Linked DNA regions of Homo sapiens: region 2 is linked to region 1. A link is a contact called in ENCODE Hi-C data. All regions are on one chromosome and are shown on one strand. The core of a region is the stretch at or near the end of the contact, and the rest is flanking DNA. Distances in the headings are between cores, read along the strand shown. Region 1 overlaps CPLANE1 (ciliogenesis and planar polarity effector complex subunit 1). Region 2 overlaps WDR70 (WD repeat domain 70).

Region 1 (2,637 bases), core at 138-2,637:
TTTCAGAAACTTACAAATTTAATTCAGGAAAGTCACTAGCTTGTTATCTCAAAAAAAAAAAAGGTTCTAAGTAAATCATTTGTACTCTCTTGTCACAATTTTGCCTGTATAAGAAGAATTTAATGCTATTTTTCCCTGGCTTTCCTCACTGGCATAGCAAAGAAAATAAAGAAATTTAAGAATCTTAATCTTATCCCAAATAAAGCTGTGTACAGTAACTAAAACAAATACAAAAAAATTATGCCTACATACATAACTTTTAAAAAACTAATCTATAAATGGCAGAATTAGAAAGACACCATTTGGCAGCCCCTAATAATGACTCTAGGCAAGGATCATTAGTAAATGCTAACAGAGTAAAAAGCTGAGGGGTTGACGGGGATACTTGATAGAGGGTGTGACACGATCCAAACTCAATCTCCTCATCCCTAAAATTAAAATAAGCAAACACATGTGCCATGTGCGAGAGAGAAGTGCACAATACTTATGAAAGATTCATTTCTAAAAAAATTTGAGGCCAAGCGAGGTGGATCACACCTGTAATCCCAGCACTTTAGGGAGGCCGAGGTGGGCAGATCACTTGACGTCAAGTTTGAGCCCAGCCCGGCCAACATGGTGAAACTCCATCTCTACTAAAAACACAAAAATTAGTTGGGCGAGGTGGCAGGCGCCTGTAGTCCCAGGTACTCAGGAGGCTGAGGCAGGAGAATCACTTAAACCCGGGAGCCGGAGGTTGCGGTGAGCCGAGACCATGCCACTGCACCCAGCCTGGGCGACAGAGTGAGATGCTGTCTCAAAAAAGAAAAAAGGAAAAAAAAAAAGAAAATTTGAACTCCAATCTATTTAAACCTCTCTACCTCAATGAGCACAGATTAATGACCGGGTTACAGGGGTAAAAAAAGGAAAGAGAAACAAGCTAAACGACACTAAATGAAGAAACGATCAGACAAATCTAGAATATGGTGCAGGAAAAATTACCTAGTTTTTTTTTTAACAAACCAAGAATAAAAAGAGGGGAGCTTCTACAGATAACAGGCTGATTTAAATATATTTGGAGATGATAAAATTTATTTCCACGTTTCAGGAAAGGGCTCTAAGAGACATAAACCTGGGAAGGAAGCATTAACAGCAGGCTTGCAATTGATTTTCTCCTGCTAGTGTCACTTCCAGAAAGACACAATCTAATCAAATCTCCTGGGAAGCATGCTAATGACAGACTTCTTGTCAAATACATTAATGGCATTTACTACCAGGATGGTACTAAGAGGTAGAGAGAGAGAGAGCCAGCAAAGAAATGGGGGACCACAGTTCTACAGCCACATGCAACTGAATTCTACCAACAATCTGAATGCACCTGGAAACGGATGTTCCCCTAGTGCCTCTAGAAAGGAATGTAGCCCCGCTGCCACCTTGATTGGCCTTGTGAGACTCTAAGCAGAGACCTAGCTGAACCACCCTGTGGTGGTTCTGATGCACAGAACCTGTGGGATATTAAATGGCTGCTATTTTAAGCTGCTAAATTTGTGTTAATTTGGTAGGGTAGTAATAGAAAACTAATATGGCTCAGAATCTTTGTTTCAGCACCATTTTTTAATTGAGCTATAACTCACATATCATCAAAGTCATCTTTTAAAAGTGTACAATTAGTGGTTTTTAGTATATTCACAAAGTTAGGCAACCATCATCACTGTCTAATTCCAGGTCATTTTCATCACCCCAAAAAGAAAAACAAAAGTAGTCACTGTCCACTTCCTCCTCTCCCTAACCCCGGCAACCAACCACTAGTTACTTTCAGTTTCCATTGTGTTTCAAAAATACTTTTAGATAACTTATCAAAGTTATCTAAAAGTCTCTCCAAAGGTTCCTACTAAAAATAATTATATTGTTTTAATTAGGCTGAATTAATTTAATTTTACTTAGGCTGAATTAAAAATATTTGGAGATGATGAAATTTATTTCCACATTTCCAAGAGAGACAGCAGGCATATAAAGGATTTTCAGCTAGATAAAAAGACCTACCAGGTGTCCTATCTGGCTAGATATCTGATAAGAATGAAGCGACAGCTCAGCTGAAGTCAATATAGAAGGGGATGAACACCTGGGAATCAAACTGAATTGCACATCTCAGAAAATAGCAAGGGGGAGACCCTGACTAGTGGAGGCTACCGGATGGAAACAGACGAGAATGAACTATAACTTTCCATTCTCTGAACCCACAGAAGGCCCCACAGAACACAGACAACACCTCAAGGAGAACTGGGAGAAAGCCCTGGACTGAGTTTCAATCTTTAATGACAGGGGAGTTGGAAAAAAAAAAAACTGTAATTGCCTGGAATTAATGGACTAGATTACACTATCTTTTGCTAGACATGGTGGAACTAACCTAGAGACCCTGTTCAGAGTCCTCACCTTTCAACAGGAAGAATCTGGTCTGTTTGTTTATGAATAAATCTGAAATTTGTGGATTTATAGGGCAGGACTCCTTGGGAAAATATAACAATTATAAAAACAATAATATAAATATGAGTAATTTCAGTTAACACAGCATGTAAATGACTAAGATATTTCCATACCTTCTGCATGACTTTTCTTGCCCACCTCAACTGCAATATATACCACTGTGCTACAGGAAAAGAA
Region 2 (2,700 bases), core at 108-2,607, 530 kb after region 1:
ACGTTTCCCCTCCACCCCCATGCCCACCCAAGTTTCAAACTTAAGCATACCACTGTATTTCAAAAGTCTGAAAACGTAACTAGAGGTTCAGTCATTTCCTCAGTTATTTCCGTTTTGCTTAGGCACAAAGATGGATATGTGTCATCACCCAGAAAAGATGGTTTTGTTTCTCTCTCTTAAAGTACAGTGACTGATAAGCTTTCTTTAGAGTAAGACTTGGTTAACTAGCATTAAAATTCACATGTGAAATTTACTGGGGTCCCATATAAACCTGTTTTAAGGTCCCACATCCTTTGAGGAAAGGAAAGCCAGCCTCTATTAATGAATATTCATTGGCCATAATTTTGCTCTGAATAGAAGCAGACAGCCCCATCTTCCTTCAGAGCTTCCTGGACTAGAGTTGGAATCCTGGCCTTATACAATAAAGTATATTTATGGTATTTGAAAACAAATAGGATTTTATTTGTTTTTTAAAAAAGAAATTAAAAATGCTAATGTACTTAGGATGGGAGTCTGTTTCACTTGAGAAAATGATGAGCCTCATTTGATAGCACCCATTTAGAAGGCACTTTCTGTGGAAGCTTTGCTTTAAGAAATTTACTTATTTGTATTTGCTTCTCTTGAAAAGGATAACTCTGTACTACTAAGGAGAAGTGCAATGTTCTAAGCACATTTTTGGTTAATCCCACACATTCTTGGGCCATAGCCCCTCGGCAACACTGCCAAGCCAACTCAGTTCCAGACACTTGTACTCTTGTATTTGAAAAGTGGACATATGCCATTTGGGGTGTAGACCACCCAGGTTGCTTTAGTCTGAGACATAAACTAAAATTTTAACCCTGTGACCTTTAGAGTGAAAAGGTTGGGTAATTTTATTATTTAAGATCTTAAAATTTCACATTATTCCTATAGGTTTTGTAAACTTGTGTCCTGTTGCCCTGTTACCTCTCCAACCCTCTTGCTTGTTAATAACCACTGACTGACAGACTTGCTTTTCCATAAGTTTAAGCTTTTATCACTGAGAGCCCATCTGTTGCCATCCCTCAGAAAGTCAAGTACTTGTGTAGATGGAGTGCATGCACAGAGTATGTTCCTGAAAGTATCTCATGTTTTCAACATGAAATTTTCTGTTTCTAAGACCAAGTAAAGAAAATAATTTGCTTTTACACCCGTTAGGGGAGCAAAATTATGTGTGGTTAAAACCCAGCGGAAGGCAAAACAAGCTGAGACTCTAACTCAGGACTACATCATCACCCGTAAGTCGTTAACATGCCTCTCAATCATGCATCTCTCTTCTACTCTCATGTGGTTTTGATTGCATAGCTTTAGAGACAGAGAAAGCCCTCAGAATTCAGGCATATATTACAAAATTGCCCATTCATGTGGATAGGACTACGAGTCATGTAACAGCTAACCTCTGTGGCTTCTGTGACTCATCACAGGGACAGGGTTATTTCATGCAGCTTTCAACCCAAAAGGGAAAAGCCTGTTCGAGTCCAATACATTACTTTATAGCAGTTTTTTCAAGAGTAACAGTCTATTCCAAGTGTGAACAAGAAAGAGTGCTGGTCTTGGAATCAGGAGGCCTGGGTTTGTCCAGTTCCACCACTGAGTGGCAATGTGATGTTGAACAACTTAACTTTTAATCAGGGAAGTGTGGCGACCAGAGGAAGGGTCTCTTCCAGCTTTCTCTGAAATTCTATGACCATGTGCTAGACTGATCCACAGGAATTTGTATATAAAATTAACTACCTGGGGTATGAGTAGAAAGCTTACTAGGGCAGAGTGGTTTCTCTCACGTATGTCACACAACCTCATTAATCTGGCAGATGTGTGTTCCCAGAGCCACAATCTCAAACCTGCAACAGGTGACAGCTAGGAAAGAAATAATGGATGCTACAGCGATTATCATTAGTGGATGGCCCTGTGGACTTTATCAGTGACTCAGTCTGGAGCCCAGGGGGCGCTGTACTGCTGGGTTTTCTCACTGGTGGTGGGTCTCATATGAGACCAAGTCCCTTGGAGCTTATGACCAGTAAAGAGATCCCATGACACTTTTTGCAAGAGTAGAAGTGTTAAAGTCAGTGTCATAACTAGTCTAGCTCATGTAATTACATGCGGCCTACTTAAATTCCTCCAGTCGTTTGAAGTGAAAAGCTATTTTCCCCCTCCTAAAAATACTGTTGTGTTGTGTTGCCCAACTGAGTGACGGGTGGCTATGTTTCTCAGCTCCCCTGACTCAAGGCAGGCATGTTTTACTGGTGAGTGATATGGTCTGGCCTCAGTTGGCAGTATAGGTAGAAGGTAGGAGGGGATACTGGAAGAGGTTTTGAGGTGTTATAGACATTTTATTGATATTATAAATTCCCTTTAACCTTTCCCTTCCTTCCCCTGGTCCCCCGGGAAAAGTTTCTTTTAAAGGGGGTTTAATCTGCACGTAAGAGTCAAAAGAAACTGCTAGTACTTTTCTGGGGCAAAAAAAGGGAGTTATTTAATACTTCCCCTAATAACTCTTTCCTTTTCCCCTAGAATATTATACTGTTTTCCTTTTTAAATTCTTATAATCTTTTATATTCTGAAATTTAATTTTGACATTGAGTAAACAGTAACAGCAATTGAACGCATATTACTTTGGTTTTTATTTTCTTATTTTGCTACCATATAGCAGGAGGGATAAGGCCCCATTAAGTCCCCATGCCA

What was found. Hi-C counts contacts between places; a loop is a spot of excess contacts on that map. Pooled maps may share reads with other maps.
Region 2: a loop to region 1 is called in a pooled map, with 4 times the contacts of the local background. The contact joins two enhancer-like sites. A Hi-C loop is called at or near these places in 3 of 37 single-sample maps with no recorded cell type and 5 of 50 pooled maps.

What each region holds. Positions count from the first base shown.
Region 1 is chr5:37,196,129-37,198,765 of GRCh38, forward strand. It overlaps CPLANE1 (ciliogenesis and planar polarity effector complex subunit 1), which reads right to left. Exons shown (of 53, transcript NM_001384732.1): 20 at 2,574-2,637. Among named protein-coding and RNA genes, the nearest start is that of CPLANE1-AS1, 52 kb to the right of the region's middle. Within about 2 kb of position 1,388, at least 5 of the 41 ENCODE cell types and tissues checked have a DNase peak (open chromatin) inside an H3K27ac peak, as active enhancers do.
Region 2 is chr5:37,721,679-37,724,378 of GRCh38, forward strand. It overlaps WDR70 (WD repeat domain 70), which reads left to right. Exons shown (of 18, transcript NM_018034.4): 15 at 1,177-1,256. Among named protein-coding and RNA genes, the nearest start is that of GDNF-AS1, 120 kb to the right of the region's middle. RefSeq lists an enhancer at 2,354-2,700. Within about 2 kb of position 1,358, at least 4 of the 41 ENCODE cell types and tissues checked have a DNase peak (open chromatin) inside an H3K27ac peak, as active enhancers do.